Regions from separate parts of the Mus musculus genome. Here region 2 is linked to region 1. A link is a loop called in an ENCODE intact Hi-C map of the cell type or tissue named here. Cell type or tissue: heart. All regions are shown on one strand. Each heading gives the region's core, and the rest is flanking DNA. Links, peaks and the distances in the headings are about the cores only.

What was found. A loop is a pair of places that touch in the nucleus more often than their neighbours do. Peaks named below come from ENCODE experiments on the same cell type or tissue, not always from the same donor. Only the 100,000 strongest peaks of a DNase experiment are listed, where the experiment ranks them.
Region 2: a loop joins it to region 1, with 7 times the contacts of the local background. A loop is called at or near these places in 26 of 42 quality-filtered maps.

Annotation. Positions count from the first base shown.
Region 1 is chr17:79,106,407-79,117,404 of GRCm38, forward strand. No RefSeq gene overlaps it. Among named protein-coding and RNA genes, the nearest start is that of Qpct, 60 kb to the left of the region's middle. In heart, for the core only: a CTCF peak has its summit at 4,614; no DNase peak of the experiment used is centred there.
Region 2 is chr17:79,561,701-79,572,698 of GRCm38, forward strand. It overlaps the pseudogene Gm7283. Among named protein-coding and RNA genes, the nearest start is that of Rmdn2, 48 kb to the right of the region's middle. In heart, for the core only: a CTCF peak has its summit at 6,926 (motif pointing left); no DNase peak of the experiment used is centred there.

The DNA of each region.
Region 1 (10,998 bases), core at 3,275-5,774:
TGGGCCTTCAATTGCAACTGAGGCTGCACCTTCACCAATGGCCTTCCATGGCCTCTCACAGTGCTGAGCCTCAGCTGTTCTGCGTGATCCCTTCATGCCTTCAAAACCAGTACCACCTGGGTGACCCTTACACATTACCAAGTCCAGCCACAGCACAAGGTACAACTTTGGCTATATCTGGAACACAGCCACTGTGCTCTCAGAAAACACTTCCCAGAAGATGTCACCTCAACGATGCTGGTCTCTTCTTAATCACCGCTAATTTCTTATCTCCAGCTAACCAGCATCAATAGTCCCAGTAACGCAAAGGTTTTGCTTTAATAGTTCTGGTATCTTGTTAATCACAGCTTTCTTTAGCCCCAGCTAACCAGAACTATAGAATCTTAAACTCCAACTGGCCAATGTCTGGGATCCAACTCAAGATCTTCTGGGCTCCTCCAAGGGCTTGGAACACTTCTCTAGCCATGTCCTTTGTAGCACATGCATCGTCCTCCAGGCTCCAGATGCCTGTACTCCACTGCTGCTGCTGCTCTTGGTGGTCATCTCGTGGTACTGGCATCTCCAAAACACTGCTGTCTTCTGCTGTAACTAGGCTTCACCAACAGCCTCTCATAGGCTCTCTTCATGGTGCCAAGCCTCAACTCCTTTGCAGGACCCCTTCAGTTCTGGGCCATCAATTGCAACTGAGGCTGCACCTTCACCAATGGCCTTCCATGGCCTCTCTCGGTGCCGAGTCTCAGCTGCTCTTCATGACCACTTCATGCCTTCAAAACTAGTACCACCTGGGTGACTCTTTCACATTACCAAGTCCAGCCACAGCACAAGGTACAATCTTGGCTATATCTGGAACACAGCCACCGTGCTCTCAGAAAACACTTCCCAGAAGATGTCACCTCAATGATGCTGGTCTCTTCTTAATCACCGCTAATTTCTTAGCTCCATCTAACCAGCATCAATAGTCCCAGTAATACAAAAGTTTCACTTTAGTAGTTCTGGTATCTTGTTAATCACAGCTGATTCTTCAGCCCCAGCTAATTAGAACCACAGAATCTTCACAAAATAACAATGGCCCTGAAAAGAGTCTTTAATTTTCCCTCTGAAATTTCACAAGCCTGGCCTCCATCTTCTGCACTGTTCTCAACATTATCTTCCAAGCTCCTACACAACATCTCACAGAGCTCTTAACACCAAATGGATCTTCTGGCCCAAAGTTCCAAAGTCCTTCCACAGTCCTCCCCCAAACATGGTCAGGTTGTCACAGGAATACCCCACTATGCTGGTACCAATTTCTCTTAGTCAGGGTTTCTATTCCTGCACAAACATCATGACCAAGAAGCAAGTTGGGTGGGGGGCCGGGGAGGGTTTATTGAGCTTACACTTCCATACTGCTGTTCATTACCAAGAAGTCAAGACTGGAACTCAAGCAGGTCAGGAAGCAGGAGCTGATGCAGAGGCCATGGAGGGATGTTCTTTACTGGCTTGCTTGCCCTGGCTTGCTCAGCCTGCTCTCTTATAGAACCAAGACCACCAGCCCAGAGATGGTCCCACCCACAAGGGGCCTTTCCCCCTTGATCACTAATTGAGAAAATGCCTTACAGTTGGATCTCATGGAGGCATTTCCTTAACTGAAGCTCCTTTCTCTGTGATAACTCCAGTTGTGTCAAGTTGACACACAAAACCAGCCAGTATATCATCTTAGGTAGAGCTTGGCCTTGTGGATATGGTGGCTGGAGAGGAAAAGGCCCCAGGAGATCTCATTATGATGCCGAAGCTGGGGTTTGCCTGTGTCTTGGAGAGACTTCTTATTTCATGACTGTGGCCCCTTCCTACAGGAGATGTCCTGCTTCCCCTCTCTGTTCCCTACGGTGGTGGAAACTTGATTGTGCGGACCTTCAGTTTCCACAGAAGTTCAAAGGTTCACCAAGTACCGTTTAGAGTATGTAATTTGACCATTGAATAACAGGGTGGACTTCAAGTTTCTGGTTACCAGACAAGGGAAGTGGTGCTAAATGGAAGCAGAAACCCCAGTGCAGGCTCCGGAACAAGGAACCACATTGGCTTAAGATGGGGCAGGGGCCTCACTGTCCTTGGAAGTGAAGTCTGCGGTGTTTCTTGTTAGTTGTCTGGGCCAATCACAGTGTTTTTCTGGGCCACGATATCCTCAGCTGCAACCTCATTCTCTGCAGGGATTTGTTGAGCCCTAAAAGCCATGTGGCCACTCTGAGTAGTGTTCAAGGGCTTTACCTTTGGCCTTGTGGCTGAATTCAAATCCCGATTCTTCAATATAAAACACATTCAACATTGATCAGGCTATATTTCCTTTCTCTCATGTGGATATTGGGATTTCACTCACAGGGTTTTAATTAGGTGAATTAACACTTTTAAAAACAGCGTGTGAGAATGTCTGGCACTAATTATTCATGAAGGATGCTCACGAGTATGACCTTACACAAGGCTGCTTTCTTTCCTGTTTGTTAATTTTCATGTGATAACAAAGGAATGGGTTTCAATATGAATTTTATAAACACACTGCATTCTTTGTTCTTATTCACACACAACTCTCTCCCCCTTTTCCCCTCAACACTTGTCCCTTCCTCTTTCATGTCTCATGTATTTCTCTGCCCTTTCTTATTTCTCTCGTTCCCCTTCCCTCTTCTAGTCTACTCCCTCTCTCCCTACACACATGTACACACACACACTCTACATGTGAAGAACATGAAATATTTATCATAATTCTGTAACTGACCTATTTCCCTTATCATCCCTAGTTCCATCCATTTTTTCTGAAGATGTCATGGCTTCATTATTTATACCCATTTTCTTTACTATTCATCTATCGATGAACATTGTAATCTGGTCCTATAACTTGGCGATAGTAAATAGTGTTTCGATATACATGGACAGATAAGTGGTTCTGTAGTATTTTAATTTAGTCTCCTTTGGGTACATTTCTAGAAAAGAAAACATAGCTGGGATCATATAGTAATTCTATATTAGGAATTACTGAGGAACCACCTCCTGATGTCTCGAATGGTCAGAGAACTTCACACTTTCCCTCTACACCATGCTTGTCAGCTTTCGGTTGCTATTTTAGTGATAACCATTCTGACAGGGGTGGTCTAGAATCTAATTGTAGTTTTGGTTAGCATTTTGGTTGGGGTTACTTTCAAGGGACGGTATTTTATATAAAGGTGGCATCCACAGTCAGCTGCGAGGCTCTTGTCACGTTTAACAATGAGACTGGTAAAGATCAGAGGAGTGTAGTGACTTGCTGGTGTGTGTAAGAGCCAGGACCTTGAAATACTCCGGGGGAGAAATGAGTCAGACATTCACCGAAGAGACAGAGTTGGATTAATCTACTCTGGTGAGCAGACTTTTTACGCACAGCCAAGGACAGAAGAAAACCCTCCACACAGGTGATACCAATAGGCTGCCACTAGCATCTGAGAACATCCTCTGGGCGGGCTTCCTAGGAGCAATACTGATGCTGCCTTGCGTGTCTGCTCCTGCTGCCCTTACTTTCTAACTTTGTCTGCTAAATTAGGAAGTCAAGATGCAGTTAGCACGGCCATGAGGACCAGACTCCGCTTTTGTTTGGCCCCTCTGAGGCAGCTCCCGAGGCGGAGCTCCAGTAGTCCACCTCGGATCTTTAACACCACCGCTCCTTCGTTTTTTATAGCTACTATTCTTTTTTTTTTTTAAAGTCATTGAAATGATTGCTTCACAAAGTTTTGTTTTGTTGGTTTTTTTTTGTTTTTTTGTTTTTTTGTTTTTGTTTTTTTGTTTTTTTGGTTTTTCGAGACAGGGTTTCTCTGTATACCCCTGGCTGTCCTGGAACTCACTTTGTAGACCAGGCTGGCCTCGAACTCAGAAATCTGCCTGCCTCTGCCTCCCGAGTGCTGGGATTAAAGGCATGCGCCACCACGCCCGGCTGAAAAGTTCTTATTTATTGCTCTTTAATATTTTCTAAAGCAATGCAGTTATTACAGTAAGTTTGAAAAGTATAGAGGTATAGAAATAAGAAAACAGTAATATTTCTCTCCCTCCATTCCCTCTTTTCTTTTCCTTTTGCAGAGATATGCATTGGACTCAGGCCTTGTACATGCCAGACAAGCACTCGGACTCTGAGCTCTTGGCCTTCTTAGATTTCTTCCTATGAATGAATATATATGAATATATACATATGTATATGTATATATATGTGTATATGTGTGTATACATAGAATATATATATAATCTTTTCCTATTCATATAAATTTTACTGTCAATCATTATCCTATCCATACTTTGCACATATAATATCCTTTCTTGAATTATTTTAAAGAACATTGTATGTTAATAAATGATTTGAAAACAGTTTTTAATGGCTCCATGGTAGTCCATTGCAGGAATAAATCAGAGTGTATTTATTTTAATCTCCCTCAGTATTTCTAATATTTTACTTTCATAAATAAACAATACCTGATGAAGTTTTGCATATAAACCTTTGTCCAGATCTCTGTTTCCTTGACAGTAGACTTCACACATAAAAGGGTGACAATTCGCATTCAGGGTTCATCTGGGTTTAGGGCAACTGAACTCCGGGATGACTGCTTTCTGCATGAACCTCAGGCTGCCAGTAGGTGTCGACTTTGCCTCATGTTTCTTCTTGCAGCTCTTTATCCATTTATTTTCAGGATCATCTTTGAAGGGCTGTGGGAGAATGCATTGTTAGTAAGTCAATAGAGTTCAAATATAAAATTTGAAGTCTCTCCCAAGGGTCACAACCCCGAGTGCCCGAGGGCTTGGCTATTTTTCTTTTCTATGTGTTGCTGATTGTATCCAACCCAGCAGCCTATGTGGTGCTGACCTGCTACTGAGAGAAATACAGTCAGTCAGCACAGCCTGCAAGGCTCTCTAGGAATGTGTACACATGCATCATACACACACACACACACACACACACACACACACACTCACACACGCACACACGCACACACGCACAAGGAGAGGGGAAAGACATTCGCTTTTGCCTAATGAGTGTATTCTTGAAGCATCCTATAATTAAAAATTGATAACCTTATAGAGATATCTATTTTAGACAGCCTCCTTTCTAAATAAGGAAACTGAGTCTTGGAGAGGTTAACTTGTTAACATGGTACAAGTATTGAGATGGTTAATCGCTGTTGTTGATGTGTTTAGATTGAGAGTCACCGGGGAGACCGAGGCACACGTCTTAATGTATCTGTAAGGACATTTTCAGGATGGCTTAGTGGAGAGGGAATGATGAACCTGAGTGTGGGTGACATTGTCCCACGGTCTGAAGGCCCAGATGGAATAAGAAGAGGAAAGAAATAGCAAGCCAAGCTACTGCTGGCTTTCCTGGACTGCCAAGGTGTGTCTACTCAGCTTTTACCACGCCTTCGCTGTGCCACGGAGAACCAACACCTCTGGCAACTGGAGTTCAACATGTTTTTTCTCCCTTAAGATGTTTCTTTATGGTGTTTTGTCACAACGATGAGAAATTTGATGAGCGCATGCTATGCTGAAGCAGAATTCAGATCCGGACATTTACCTTTTAAAAAAAGAAAAAATATATTTTTCTATCTGTATGTACACCTGCATACCAGAAGAGAGCATCAGATCATATTATAGATAGCTGTGAGCCCCTGTGTGGTTGCTGGGAATTGAACTCAGGACCTCTGGAAGCCCATACAATGATCTTAACTGCTGAGCCCTATCTCCAGGCGCAAGCACACTTATCTTTGAAGTGTATGACTTTAACAATTTCCCCATCTTTGTTAAAAAAAAATAAATCTACAATACCAAAGCTCTTTATTAACCACCTGGACATGGGTTTCTAAGAATTGTGTTTATAAGATCTTCCTGGGATATTCACGTGGGCATACCAACTGTAGACACCCATTTCATTTGCACTGGGACTGACTGGACAAATTAGAAGCCTTGGCTAAAGAGAATAGGTTGACCCATGTGAGCTGAGTGTTCAAGTCACTTGTCTTATGACAGCAACAAAGGTCTTCAAACCCTGGGACTGGCCTTACAGAGACCAGAAAATGTGTTTCGAAATTTTGACCTTTGTTGCTAGGCAACCACTCTCCCCCCCCCTTTTTTTTTGCCAGAACAAAAATATTATTAGCTGATACCTGGTTCATTCTTTAGCCTAGCAGCAGGGTGTTCAGGCCTGGTTCTGTGCTTTAGGCTTAGGCAGACCTGAAATTGACTTGTAGTTGTGCTGCTTACAGACGGTCTCTGAGACTGACCAGGTTCTTTAAGCTCTGTGCCTCAGTTTCTTCCTCAGAAGGCTGGGTATAACTATACCTGCCTCACAGAATGGAGGTGACTGCAAGATATTGACAGTATAAGTGTTACATCCTGTGCCGAAATTGCTGTCTAGGAGCTAACAGAAAGGAATAATATTCAATAAATAACAGGGAGACAATGTTATTATAAACCTAGATGTCTTTTAAATTATTCATAAGTAGCCTATTCACATGCATAGCAGAAATCCACTCATTGTAGTTGTTCATTTCATGATTTCTTAGTATATCTGTTCATTTGTGCAACCTGTGTGGTCTGCCCTTTCATTGCTAGTCTCCCATTCCTGCCTTTAGCATGGGAGTGTTTACTCTGTACTGTTGTAGGTTTGGAGCATGTAACTTTCTTCTTGATTTTACAGGGACTCAGAGCTAAGGCATTGCCTTGTGTCTCAGAAGACACTTTGGGCTTTTTGTACAATGCTGGGACTGTTAACCCTTTTAAAGTTAGACTGAATGTATTTTCCATCATGCGGTAGTCATGCGGTTTGGCCCTGAGGTGGAATGCTGTGGTTTATCTCTGAGAAGTCCCACAGGCTCATATTTTGAAGGTTGTGAAGGTAGGCGGTAGGGCCTGGCTGGTGGAAACAAGCCACTAGAAGAAGCCCAATTCCTGTTTTAAGAGACATTTATATCATCCAAAGAGTTCTCTTTTGCCTGTTTGCTGGCTGTTGTTACTTACAGTCCTCTCTTACATAACAGATAGTTCTTCTATCTCTAGAAATAGTCCATTTTTGGACATGTAATTCACATGAAGTGGTAAAATATGTGATCTTTAATGTCTGGCTTCTTTACCAAGCATATAGTTGTAGAATGTAGTAGTATGTATATAGTATAGTATGTAGTATGTATATAGTGTAGTATGTAGTATGTATCAGTGGCTTTTTCTTTTTTCCTTTCTTTCTTTCTTTCTTTCTTTCTTTCTTTCTTTCTTTCTTTCTTTCTTTCTTTCTTTCTTTCTTTCTTTCTTTCTTTCTTTCTTTCTTTCTTTCTTCCTTCCTTCCTTCCTTCCTTCCTTCCTTCCTTCCTTCCTTCCTTCCTTCCTTCCTTCCTCTTCCTTCCTTCCTTCCTTTCTTTTTTTTTTTTTTTGACAGGGTTTCTCTGTGTAGCTCTGGCTGTCCTGGAACTCACCTTGTAGACCAGGCTGATCTCGAACTTAGAAATCCGCCTGCCTCTGTCTCCCGAGTGCTGGGATTAAAGGTGTGCGCCACCACGCCCAGCCAAATAATGTCTTTTTTTTCTTTCTTTTTCATTGTTGAACAATTTCCCATTGTAATTATATAAAATGCTCACCAGTTGATGGACATTGTATCATTTTTATGTTTTGTCCATTTAGCATCTTGAACATTTGTTCTGAGTTTTTCTATACATACATGTTTTCAGGCTTTTTGGATATACCTAAAAGTAAAACTGCTTGGTAATCTGGTTAACAGTTGAGTGTTTTAGAGAAATTATCAAACTGTTTTCTAAAACACGCATCATTTTAGTTTCTCCACACTTTTACCAACATCCATCACTACCTCTTATTTTAATGACAGCTGTCCTAATAGATCAGAAATAGTATTTCCCTGTGAGATTGGCATCACCATGTGATTATCATGTGTAATATTGCCTACTATATTTGCTTGTTTACACACACACACACACACACACACACACACACACACACACACGATCTTACTATGTAGTCCTGGCTGTCCTCAAACTCTTCATTTATACTCAGGCTGGCCTCAAACTCACAGAGATCTTCCTGCCTCTGGCTCCTGAGTGCTGGGATCGAAGATGTGCACCACCATGCCCTATGTGCCCTTGTTTTAACTGGGCTATGTGGTCTTTTTCCATTGTTCAGTAATGCGTCCTTACTTACTCCGAATATATTTTCTGAAGTTGATGAGTTGCAAATGCTCCCCTGCCCTCATCTTTGAGGGATTCCCCCCAATTATAATGAATTGTTCTTGTGCAGTGTGTGCGTAAGTGCTTTGTGAATGGGAGCCAGAGGTTGATGTGCATGCTTTTCTTTATCAGTTTCACTGTAGGTTTTGAGATCGGATCTCCCACTGAAGCTGGGACTTGCAGTGTGGGTAGACTATCTGGTCAACAAGCCCTGGAGATCTTCCTGTCTCTGCTTCCCCAGTACTGGGAATATGGGCTTTTGTTACTGAGCCCCAGCGTTTTGGATGTGGGTGATGGAATTCGAACTCAGTTTTCATGTTTGTGTGCTATACCAACGTTGGTTCACGTTACCAACAGAGTCATCTTCCCAGACTCCTTTCCCCTTATTGACAATACTTGAAATAGAAAGGTTTTAGAATTTGAATAAAGGCTAACACCTATTTTTCTTGTTTATGATTTTAATGCCTGTGGTGGTTTAATGAGGAATGACCCCATAGGCTCCTGTATTTAAATACATGGTACCAATCTAGTAGCATTGCTTAGAGAGATTTAGGAGGTGATGCCTTGTTGTGTCCGGCCAGCAGATCACAGCCTGGGTTCTAGCCTGGAAAGGCATTTTGGAAACCTGGAAGAGAAGAAGGGCTAGGCGAGGAGAGAAAATGATGCAGCTAAGACAGGCATTCTGATCAAAGCTCAATATTTTATTTCCGACACTCAGTTATGAAGGAGGGGGAGGGACCAGATTCCCGCCAAATAATCTTGGAGTCCAGCAGCAGGGTGACCACGTGTATGACTCTGAACAGCAAAGCGGCAGGTTCCAGCAGAGGGCGTGGCAGAACGATTGAGCGGGAAGCTCCACCCCTGAGCAAGCAGGTTTCAGGCTGGGGGAGGGGAGACTACAATGCCTTATAGAAGGAAGCAAGCCACGAAGGGTAGACTTTGAGAGCTTAAAGCCTTGTTCTAGTTCTAGTTTTCTCTATCTGCTTTATGACTGCATTCAAAGATGGAAATTCTGTTTCCTGTTCCTGCTGTCATGCCTGCCACTTGTTGGTATGCCTTCCTGCTATAATACATTGTTATTCCTCTGGAACCAAAAAAAAAACCAAATAAACTCCTCCTTGTATAAGTTGCCTTGGACATGATACTTTATCACAACAAAAGGTAACTCATACACTGCCCTAAGAATCTATTGCTAAATTCGGTTAAGGTTGTAAACGTTACTCCTATATTTTATTTTGAGTGTTTTATTATTTTAATTTCTTTGGTTATACAAATCAAATGTACAATAGCACAGAGCAAACATTCCTATCCCAATCTCACCCCCCCCTTTTTTTTTTTATTTGGTTTTTCAAGACAGGGCTTCTCTGTGTAGCTCTGGCTGTCCTGGAACTCACTTTGTAGACCAGGCTGGCCTCGAACTCAGAAATCTGCCTGCCTCCGCCTCCCGAGTGCTGGGATTAAAGGCATGCGCCAACACCACCTGACCCCAATCCCACTCTTATATTTCTGTTATTTGCATCATACACAGCCTCTTTCTTGGGCCAGATTCACTTGAGAAACAGCATTCTTCAGTAGATATTCCATGTTCCTGGCATCTCCTATATTCTGGGTGTCCATTTCAACCTAGGATGACTTCTACAGCTCAATCCAGGTCTTTAGAGACTCTCTGAAGTTCAGAGAATCTGATCCTATTACATATTCTCTGATCTCATTGGCTTTCCCCCATGATCCCTGGTATAAGTCTCTATGTAACTGTGGTATTCTGCATCCTTGCAAAACCTGAGACACTGAAGACTCTCTTGTGTCAGGATTTTTTTTTTTCTGGTACTTTCACTTCAAATGAATGTCTTGAAAATGAGTTTACAGTTTTACGTCTTTCATGAAGTGGGTCTTTGTTGGAAAGGGTCTTGCCCTTTACTGTTAGCCCCGTGTACAGTGCTGGGCTCCTCCTTACAGCATTGATCTCTCTAACACCTAACTGTGCTTTGTCTCTAGCACTCATTCAACAACTTAAGGTTTTATTTTTAAAAAAGCCTTATAGTTCTGAGTATAGAGCCAAAGGCTTCACAGATGCTACATAAGCGTTCACACTCTGCCTTCTGGTATCTGGGTGACAGCCCTGGGCTACTTTATCTACTATTTCCTCGGGTTAGGATGCTATCTACAATTTTAACCACACTCACATTTCCTCTTCGTCTTCGTCGTCTTCGTCGTCTTCGTCGTCTTCGTCGTCGTCGTCGTCGTCTTCTTCTTCTTCTTCTTCCTCTTCCTCTTCCTCTTCCTCTTCCTCTTCCTCTTCCTCTTCCTCTTCCTCTTCCTCTTCCTCTTCCTCTTCTTCTTCTTCTTCTTCTTCTTCTTCTTCTTCTTCTTCTTCTTCTTCTTCTTCTTCTTCTTCTTCTTCTTCTCATTCTCCCTTCTGTTTAACTTTTTGTGCTAAATTCTCATTATAAATCTGGCTAAAAGCAGTGAGCAGTAGCCACACATCACAGCCCTGTGCAATACTACTTCCATTTCAGCCTTATGAAAAATTTCAGGATATGAACAAACTGAAGTTTTTGTTGTTGTTGTTTTTTTGTTTTTGTTTTTGTTTTTTTTTTTTTTTGCCAGAAGGTAACACAAATGTCCCCCTGTTGATTACAGTTCTTGATGGAATTTTTGCTCCTCTTTGAAACCTCAAGAACATAGTCTTTACTCTCCTCATTCTGGTCTTCCAGACTCCCAGAACAACCCTTTAAGCTCTGCTAACAACAGTCTATAACTTTCTTTCTTTCTTTTCTTTCTTTTTTTTTTA
Region 2 (10,998 bases), core at 5,403-7,902, 460 kb after region 1:
CTCCCTGCCTGTTCCTGAATTGCTGGATGTCACAGTACCCAGAGTAGCTGCAGCACAAGCACGTGTCTTCATTTCCATAGTTTCCAAATCCCAGCCTTGTGTGGTTGACTGTAGTCAGGGAGTCTAGATCACATGAAAATAGCTGCGAGGGAAGCTAGAAAAGCAACATCTAACTTCTTCCTCAGGGATGAACAGGCCCCATGCCTTACACTTACCTAGGTTTATTTTATTTCCTGATTCCTGGATTTTTTTTGTCTTTGTTTTTGTCTTGGTTTGGTTGGGTGGTGATCAGTATAACTTGTCCACATTCTGACCAGAATCTGATTTTTATCTCCTGCTTGCTGCCACGTCAGAGGACTTGGTATGTTTTTTGTTTTCAGTAATACATTCATCTGATCAACAGTTCTGTGCTGATCCATATGACAATTCCAAGTGTTGGCTGGCTGGACATTAATGAAATTATATAGGAACTAAGCTATTCAACTCCACTTCCCCCTTTTCTATATGCAGTTCTGTCTAAATTCTTACTGTTGCCAGAGAAGCCTTGACTCATGGCTCCAGGTTGTCACCCTTGCACAAAGATAGTGGCAGGGTGCTCTGGGGAAAGGATCAGGGCCACATTGGCCTACTTTTCTCCAAATTATTCAAAGAACAACATGTCTACATGTACCTATGAAACACTACTTTTCAAAGCATGGCTCCAGTGCAGTAAACACACATTTTCTTTACTTCTTTTCTTTCTTTCTTTCTTTCTTTCTTTCTTTCTTTCTTTCTTTCTTTCTTTCTTTCTTTCTTTCTTTCTTTCTTTCTTTCTTTCTGATTTATTATATGTATGAGTATACGGTTGCTATATTCTGACACACCAGAAAAGGGCATCAGATCTCATTACAGATGGTAATGAGCCACCATGTGGTTGCTGAGAATTGAACTAGGGGTCTCTGGAAGAGCAGATAGTGCTCTTAGGTGCTGAGCCATCTCTCCAGCCCAACATACATTTTTCAAGCTACAAAAACAAGGCCATTTAACTTTGACATACTACAACCTTTTGTTCTGATCAGTGCTTGATATGACACAGGTTTCTTGAGTGACCCCAGCAGCATTTTAACTTTCAGATATATTTTTAGAAGGGAAAACAACGTTTGTCATGTCCAAAGAACCATGGGTAAAACAACAGATGAGTTTGTACCTTAAAAGTTGCACTTTTTAAACTTTTAAAGCTATCATGGACCAAAGAACTATGTGTGTGTGTGTGTGTGTATGTGTGTGTGTGTGTGTGTGTGTGTGTGTATACATGCTTGTATGCATGTGTATACACACACACACATACACACATACATACATACATACATACATACATACATAAGATGGTAGTAATGATAGGAAAGCGGAATACAGGAAGCTGCAAAAACAACAAAATTCTTAGCATTTTAATGGCTTTATCCAATCAGTATTCACCCCAAATACTAAAAAATAACTCTACAGCACACGCAGGCGTTTGCTTCTCTTTCTTCTCAGACAGCACCCCTAACCATCCCTAAACTGCTTTCCTTTTGTTCTGAGTTGCTCACTAAGCTGCATAAGGAGAAGGAGAATCTTTATGAGCAGGTGTTGCAATCAAATAAAACTGACAACAAAAGAAATGGTGGCAGATAATCACGAGAGGGGCAATCCAGCCTGGAGGATGATCAGCCGAGGATGCTAAGCAGCAGAGCCCATAAATGACTGTAATTACTTGTCTTTTAACACAGCCAAACCATCTCGCTCTACCTCTTAGAAATGCTCCAGGATCTAAAAATAGACTATGCACAGCATCTCATTCACATGGAATTCAGCTTAAGTCCTTCTCCAAAGCGACTTAGTTTTGGTCCTGAGTCTCCACTCTTTCTGTCCCTTCCCCCTCTGCAGCCCACTGAGCCAGTTGCTTCGTTGTCCAGTTTTTCTCATCAGAAGACAAAAGCTTGCATCCCCTCCCCATGCCCACCAACATACTACAGTGTGTAATATGCACTTTCCTAAGATTCTGTAATGGAAGCTCTCCAGCCCTGTAGAGATCAGCTGGACCCAGGAACCCTTGTGGCTAAGAACTAGGGGTTAAAAGCTGAGATGGGAGGGGAGTGGACAGGGGCTCTAAAGTTTGTTTTCCATGGTGTTTTGCCTTGACAGTGAGGGAGGGGCTTAACAAGAGCATGGAAAGTAAGTGGCAGCCCCAGCTGGCTGGCAGGCCTGTGTCCTATCATAGCATTAACCTTTGTGACCCCAATGCATGCCATAGGACAATTAAGGCCAGCACAACTGGCCCTAAACTCTTAGTACATGCTTTTCTACACATAGCTCATCCAGAGAGCTATGGAATTCCAGCGAAACCAACCATTTCCACGACTGCCACCACCCCCACAAAGAATTCTGTTAGAAACAGGCAATAGGTTGAATTACTGAATGCTTGCAGCAGAGCCCAGGGAGGAGTTACAAGACAGCTCAGCACCTCCCTTGGAAGTGCAGAAATGTCATCTTCTACCTCCACCCATCCGTCCTGGCGTGTTTTCATACCTTCTCTGTTCTACCTCACTCCCACCCTCTCTCTGGACCTTCAGTCCCTGGAAGTGCCATTTCAAAGGCAGCCACTAGACTTGGAAACAAGAGAAGGCTTGGGAATGCTAAGGATACACAACAAAGACTTTTGTGATTTTTGTGCCCAGATCTCTAACTACTAAGCTCTTCTCTCTGACCTGGACACGGGTCTCCTTTGGTGTCTCAGAGTCTGAAGGCATAGAGTAGTTCTAAAAATCCTCCTGGGACTCTCCCCTTTCTCCTCAGGGAAGCTGGCCATAGATAATGGTACTATCAGCCTCTCTGAGATCTCCTTTGATCATGATGTGAACCATTATCTGTGAGTACCATGTGTCCCCTTCCTGAAACCTCCATTCTCGTTTGTCACTGTTGCCATCCCTTCTCTGGCAACAGAGCACCTGGCCCTGCTCTTCCTGTTAGCTCCGTACTGTGAAAGCATATCATCCAGATCCTACAAAGGTCAGGAGAGGGTGAGAATAGCCAGAAGAGGAGCCAAACATATCTATTTCCATCAAGGATAAATAGCTAACATCTGGGATGCTTAATCTTTGCAATTGCTGGTACTTTCAGCAGTGTCTGACACTCATTCAGCAAATATTTATCCGGAGCTACCTCTGTGTAGCTGCTGTTCTGGAGTCCAGGAAATTAGGGAGAAAACAAACAAACAAACAAACAAACAAAGGCCCTGACCTCATGTTGCTTCTACCCGAGGGAGGAGCTAGGCAGTGGACAAGAAGACAGGAAGATTACAATCAGTTAACGACATACAAATGACATCTTTCTCCCTTCTTCTCTCTTCTTGCCCTGAATTGGTACAACCATGCTTTCTTCTTGATTCTGCACTGCTGAACCTTCGGCCCTTTTCCTTGAGTTGTGCACATCCAAGATTAAGGCCTTCTGCTTATCCTGTCAGGGTGTTTCTTCACTTTCACCCAAGGACCCAATCCAGCTGAGTGTGTTCACCCCCACGAGGGTCTCCTGAGGCTGTGCACTTTGGAAATTGCACTTGTCACTGTTTCGATTGGGGTGAGTCTCTTAGTGCAATGAGAGAAAGGCAGGTTGGTCAGTGGAGAATATAAGACCAAGGGTTTAGCTTTGGGTTTAATAAGAATAAACTCTGATATGAAAAGAAGAGGCAGAGACTCAGTAGCCTCATATAAGAACTGGGGGTGGGGTTGGAGGGTGGCCAGAAAATGAAGAGATTCTGATAAAGATCCATCAAGAGGCTACAAAGTAAACCCACAAGCTGTTGAGTACCAGGAGCCACAGAAAGAAAGCATGGTTTCACAATGACCCCCCCCCCCCCGGAACTTCAAGAATGTTCTTATATGGTGTAAACAAAGGGACAGAGCTTCGCATGTCTCTGCCCACCTCTGACATTGTCCGATTGAGGAGAGAAAGAGAGCCCTGGCTTCGTACAGGGCTACACAGGGCAGAGAGCAAGGTGGCCACACACTCTGCCTGCCTTCTTTTCTCTGAAAGGGCTCTTTGTAACTTCTCTGAGGAGGAAACACCTCCTCCGTGGAGAAACATTTGCTTCCTATTAAACGTACTGTTACTTGGAGCCCAGCTCCTTGCCAGCCTTCCCCATAGTGGGCAGTGAGGGAAAGAGGAGGAGGCCGCACCCCAGCTGCTGTCTTGGCAGGGGAGGCTTCAGAGTGCAAAGCCTCGTGGCCTACAGGCCCCCAGCCCAGTCTCTCTCTGCCAAAATCCTCCTCCCCCTTCCCCTCTCCCTCCCCCTCCCCCCTCCCCCACCCCCTTCAATCTTTCCTCCCTGTCCCTGTATGAAAAGCTTTCAAGATGGCAAAAGGGCTAGTCAGTAGTTTGGCTCAACCTTTTGATACCAGAAAGACTAAAATGGAGTATTCTTCATTTTGTAGCCTACAGGGAGAAAGCTAAGCTGCAGCTGTAAGAAAGAAAACAAAAATAAATCAAACTACAAAAACCAGGTTTATTCTGCAAGCCACCCAATCAACTCTAATCACAAATGTGTTAGGGTCCTAAAGAAACATCTCTTGGGATACAGGGCTATACTGTGGTGACCTTTGAGGAAGCCAGGTAGAGTTCTTTCTAAGCAAATACTGATAGAATCAATCTGTCTAAGCCAGTGGTTTTCAACCTGTGATTTGCAACCCCTTTGGGGATCAAACGACCCTTCCACATGGTTGCATATCCTGCATAGCATATATTTATGTTACAATTCATAACAGCAGCAAAAAATACAATTATGAAGTAGCAACAAAGATAATTTTACAGTTGGGGGTCACTATAGTATGAGGAACTGTATTAAAGGATCATTGCATTAAGAAGGTCGAGAACCACTGATCTAAGCAAAAAGCTGGCAAAGCAACATTCAATAACAAGGAAATCTAGGTCCCTTAACTCCTGACCAAGTAATGGAACATGTAACAGGTCCTACCTGGTGAGATCTGAGAAGCTAAGACTGGCCCTGGGATGCTGGGGTGTGTGGGGGGGGAAAGGGGGAGGTAAAGATTACAAGACTTAACTCTGAATAGGAAATAGTGGAGAACTACAGTCATTAGCTATGCCTTTCCTGAAAGCCCACAGAGAGCTTTAAGATGCTTTGTGGCGTCTGTTATGGTTTAATATGAACTATTCTCTAGAGAAGATTCCACCCCTGGCTAGTGGGTGCTGTTGTGGGACGTTATGGAAACGTTGGTTGTTGGACCTTGCTGGCAGCGGGCATTTACTAGAGGCAAGCCTGGAAGGTTATTTTAAGTGTTACAGCTCTGTGGGGAAAAGCTTTTCTGGTAGAGGTGACAAGGCTCTAAAGCAAAAGCTTCTATGGAGATGTTATAGCTCTAGTGGGGTGGAGGGGGTGGGGGGTGGGCGGGCTTTCTGATGAAGGTGTCATAGCTCTAAGAGGAAGGAGAAGGTAATAGTTCTAAAGGGAAGGTTTCTCTGATGGAAACATTACAGCTCAGAGAAGGAAGGTACCCTGGCATCTTGGAGCCAAGAAATATCCACCAAGTCACACCACACAACAAACCTCACAGACGAGATTTATTGGGAAAGACACGAGGTGGCTACCTCTGCTGGGCTGTGGGCAGATAGATGCAGCAGGGAATGGGGCAGGAGTCAGGTTTATATAGGGCTTGACGGGGAGGAGTTCCCCGGGGTAGAGATTTGCAGAGTGAGAACTAGTGAGGTTTCAAGTCCTGTACTCGGAGCAAGACCAGGGATTGGTGGGATTTCACAATGAGGGGAATTAGCGCGTTTTTGTGCTCTGAGATTGGTTGGTTTTCGTGCTCATGGATTAGAGGACTTTTATGCTGAGGGATTGGTGGAGTTCTGTTAAGAATTTTCAAGAGGAAATGGGTTAAGACCTTATACCCTACAATTATATCTGGTTCTGGTTCTGGTCTGCGATGCACTTTCCATCCAGCTGTACGGTGAGTGGGTCCACCATAATTCTCTGCCATGATGGACTGAAATCATGCGCTGAAATAAGTCTTTCCTTCCTTAAGTTGCTTCTGTCAGACATTTTGTCACAGTGACTAGAAAAGTAACCAATACAGGATCTGTTCCACCAATGACATATAATATTTTAAGCTACAATGTTACAATTAATTGATCCTTGCAATTGTCATGTAAATTGGTCAAGAGATAAGCAGTTCTGTCTACAGATGAGAGACCCCTGTCATGAAACACTGAGTGACTTACCCAAAGTTCAGGTCACGTATTTGTTTTGTTCTTATTTTACACACTGCATCCTTGTATGCCATCTGGAAGACTCCAGAGCCCATGGGTGAGTGCTTTCGTTTTATTTTCTGGTTTGTTCTTGACAACTAAATTCAGTTGTGATAATATCCATTTTTTTCCTAAAGTTATGGTACAGAAATAAATTGCTTGTGTTGGTAATGAAATTTTACTTTTACTCTTGATAATGAGAACTTGTACCCACTTCTCAACCTTCCCAATGTTGTGACCCTCTTCTATAGCTCCTCAGATTGTGGTGACACTCAACCAAAAAAAATTTTTTGTTGGTATTTCATAACTGTAATTTTGTTACTGTTATAAATCATAATGTACATTTTTTGGAGATAAAGGTTTGCCAAGGAGATTGCAACCCACAGATTGAGAGCCGCTGATCATACTATGGTTTCTCCTAGCATCTCAAATAAACTATGCATAACTCACATAAATGTCCAGCTCAATTATGTGCTTAATTTTAACCTCTCATTGGAATAAAAATATTTACTTTTATACCATTTGTGTGTGTGTGTGTGTGTGTGTTTTGTTCTGATGGTTTTTTTAATGGCTAAAAAAGAAGAGATTGGTATATACAGGGAAATGTTTGTATCTTTTGACAATCAGCAGTGCCATCTACTGTCAAGTACTAAAATTAGGAAGTAGCAACTTGTCATTGAATATCTGGGTTTAGGAAGGGAAAAGCAATTTCATGATCTGGGACTTATTAATAAATATAGATTCTTAGTCATGGTTTTATTTTGTATTATATCCTTAAGCAACCTGTATAGTCATATAGTCATATAGTCATTCGTAATTATGTAATGTTGCAGACCTCCACCTTTGGAAGCAGTATTAATTAAAATAAAAATAAACTCAGGGAACAGCTCAATAGCTACACATTTTCTCTTAGGCACAGCCTTCACATCTGTAAGACTTGAACAATTATACTTAGGAAGTGGTTTTGCTAACTAAACAATGGGTAAAATTTACTTCCAAAGCAAGCATAACAAAAACTTCTAGAGTAATATGGTGTCTGCTTGGGAGGATGGTAGATGCCAGACTATGCCAGGAGCCTTCTTCTCAGCCATCTGAGAGATGGATAGTCTCTAAGATGGCAGGTGCCAATGCCAGGATGATGTAGCTAAGCTAAGGCTGGGAGTAGGTCCAGTTATTCACCTGGTTCCACAGTTATTCTCATCTCATACGTTACATCACAAAACAGGACTCAGAATACCCACCTCATAAATCCCAGGGCATGCTCACCTCAGGTCCTCCAACGAAGACTTGCTTTTTACATGTTAGTATGAATTCTGACCTTTGTACTTGGATAAGTGAACCATATTGCAGATTTGGTCTAAGTTTGCTTACTTGTGTTATTAAAAGAATAAGTCCGGGAATCCTCTAAAATAGTTCATCAAGGCAGAGAAGAGAGGCAGGGGCCAGAGGCAGCTGGTGACATTGCATCTTCAGCCAGGAAACACAGACAGCTGGACATTGGTCCTCATGTCCTGTTCTCCGTCATATTCATTCAGAGCCAGGCCCATGGGAGGATGGTGCCCTCAGTTAGAGCCGGTCTTCCCACTTCAATTAACCTAGTCCAGAAGCTCCCTCGTAGGCACAGGCAGACTTTTAGTATCATGTGATTCTAAGTCCCATCAAATGGACAATGGAGATTTGTGATCACAGGGTAGACAGGTGTGAGACTTTCTTCATCATAAAGGGTCATGGCTGACACTTCTGTACCAACAGCAAACAGGCTTAAAGAAAGGAAGCACCAAATGTCTATTTAATAAAATATGGGGGGTGGAAGCTTTGATAATGAAACTCAAGGACTCAGGAAAAAATGTTTTTTCTTCCTCCTCCTCTTCCTCTTTCCCCACTTCCTCTTTCTCCTCCTACTCCTCCTGCTCCCCTCCCCCTCCTTTTCCTTCCCCCTCTTCTTCTCTGCTCCTCTTCCTTCTCCTCCTCCTTTTCTTCTTCTTCTTTGCTTCCTCCAGGTATTGGAGTCAGTTGTGTGTAAATCTGATTGGAGAACAGAATATAATCTGACACCAGTAGACTGATATCAAGTAGGCAGCCAGCAAAAAAGGTCTGTCCTGATCCTTCTTGGCCTAGCATGAAGCACCCTTTCCTCTTGGGTAATCAGAGTCTGCAAGGAAGAGGAGAAAGAAAATTACCTTTCCAGATGTTATGACTTGCTTTAGAGGACAACAACCCCAATTCCTGTGACTTGATTTAGGCGAGAGGATTTGGAGACAGTAGAGCAGGAGAGAGTCATAGAGACTGTCCCTCTAAGTCTAAGGCCTCCTAGTGTCCTTCAGTAGTTTATAATCCTCATCATGCCAAAACACCATAACGAGAGGCACTGCTTTCTCAGCCCTAACACTCCTACGTGCCAGGTAGAAAGTGTTCTAGGTATGAATGGTAAAACAAAGAAAAAGAGAGAAAAGCCCACCACTGTGGCTTTTGGAGTCAGTGAGGGTACCCAAGTGGTAGCAAGGAATCTACCAAATAAGCTAATAAGAACTGCCATAGAAAAACAGCAAAGCTTAGATACCAAGAAGGACAGGCTCAGAATAATCTCTGTGGACCAATGAGCAAGGAGCTGATGACATGAGGGGGGCATGTTCTGGCAAGAATTCTCTCAGAAAGAGGGAGAAAGCATCAGGGTGCCCCATCACAGAGGTACATTTGGCTCAACAAACACCAAGAGGCAGTCCTTTCATTGTGAGTTGTCATATCTGAGAGTTTGTTTGTTTGTTTCCTTTAGGGTGCTCCATGATCCTACAACTTAAGGTACATGTAAGTGCTGGCCATGTCTGTGCATATAGACATACAGACATGATAGACAAACAGTCTGGTTTTACAGTGTGCCTCAGAACATGTAAAGAAAAGTAGCCAAAATAAAGTTGTCTGTGGCAAGGCCATTTCTATATTTATGACAATATGATTTATATTGTTTGAAAATATAACTGGATTTCCAGGCTGAACTGCAGGACCCTACTTAATATCTAAAGAGATGGACTGTGGGCATTTGTAACAGAATACACTGACAAACCAGTATATAGCATGAAGTTCTAAATTCCATTTTTGCTCAGACATTCTATTGCTCTAGGATATATTAAAGAGCAAAGGGAAAATACATTACCTGTATTAGGAGTTGAATGAGCCTTTGTGGGTTGACCTGGAGACCCAACACATACTTATAATATTCTCTCTGTAGGGAAAAAAATGAGTTCTGGGTTTGAAATGCTACACTTACAGACCATTTAGAAACCAAAGACTTCCTGTGGTGTCTCTGGTGGGAAAGGGCAGAGAGGGATTAAAGAGCAAAGTCCAGACCCTCTGAAGCTAGAGTATTAGTCGGGAAAGACTGATCATGACAGACAACCGAGACAGAGAGTCTTGGGAGAGCATTGCAACCTGAGCAGCCACTGCTATCCAAACATGTAGCAGGCAAAGCCCAGTTTGTGGAGTGCACTGTGGAACTTCTGTGGAAGTCAGCTGACAAAGATCTGTGAAGAAAGAGCCCCTCAAGTCCCAGGGTACTTTTCTCTTTCTAGGGTATATGCTCTTCTTCCTAGGTGGCCTGAAATGTGTCTGTCTCTAGGATTAATATTGTTGATAGCAGGAATGTAAAGTATGAAAAATCACATTTGAATAACAACATTGGTGACTCAAAATATGATTTGGTATCAAAGCACAAAGCTTGAAAACCAGGCATTGTTCATAGAGAAAACTGGTTGATTTTTTTTTCTTTTTTTTTTTTTTTCTGAGACAGGGTTTTTTCTCTGTGTAGCCCTGGCTGTCCTGGAACTCACTCTGTAGACCAGACTGGCCTTGAACTCAGAAATCCACCTGCCTCTGCCTCCCAAGTGCTGGGATTAAAGGCATGAGCCACCACCACTGCCCACCCTGGCTGAATTCTTTGATCTCCTTCTTTAACATCTGAAAAATTCAGACCTTACCAATAAATGCCTCTCTGGGAAGTAAGAAATGTGAGAGAAAAGATTTTCTCTTTAGCCAAAGGAAGTATCGGAAGAAGATAAAGAGGTGGAAATCCTTAGACAGGAAGCGTCCTTCTTCTCCACTCAACCCAGGCATGCATTGTGTAGGTATGTATGTGCGTATGTGCATGTGCATCTGTGTGTGTGTGTGTGTGTGTGTGTGTGTGTGTGTGTGTGTGTTTGTCTGTGTCTGTGACTTTGTGTGTATGTTCTCTCTCTCTCTCTCTCTCTCTCTCTCTCTCTCTCTCTCTCTCTCTCTCTCTCTGTGTGTGTGTGTGTGTGTGTGTTTCTGTGTATCTGTGACTTTGTGTGTGTGTTTCACTATGTGTGTCTGTGTGTTTTTGTCTGTGTCTGTGTCTTTCTGTGTGTGTGTGTGTGTGTGTTTCTGTGTCTGTGTGTTTGTCTGTGTCTGTGTCTTTGTGTGTATGATTGGGTCTATGGCAGGGGGCAGGGGTCCTGTGTCAATAGCCATTGCTCATGTTAACACCAATGGCCATGTGGATGTCAGGCTATTCTTCATCACCCTCATGTCTCCAGTCCTACCTCTCTTCATAAAACACAAACTGTGAGTTCTGCACTGAGCGGACCTGCCCTGTGATGTCAGGGGGCCCCAAATATGAGTACCGGTGGCAGGATGACCTCGGTGCATGAACCTGCTTAAGGTATGGTCCAGATCTGCAAGAAGATCCTGTGCCGCCTCTTTTGGGTC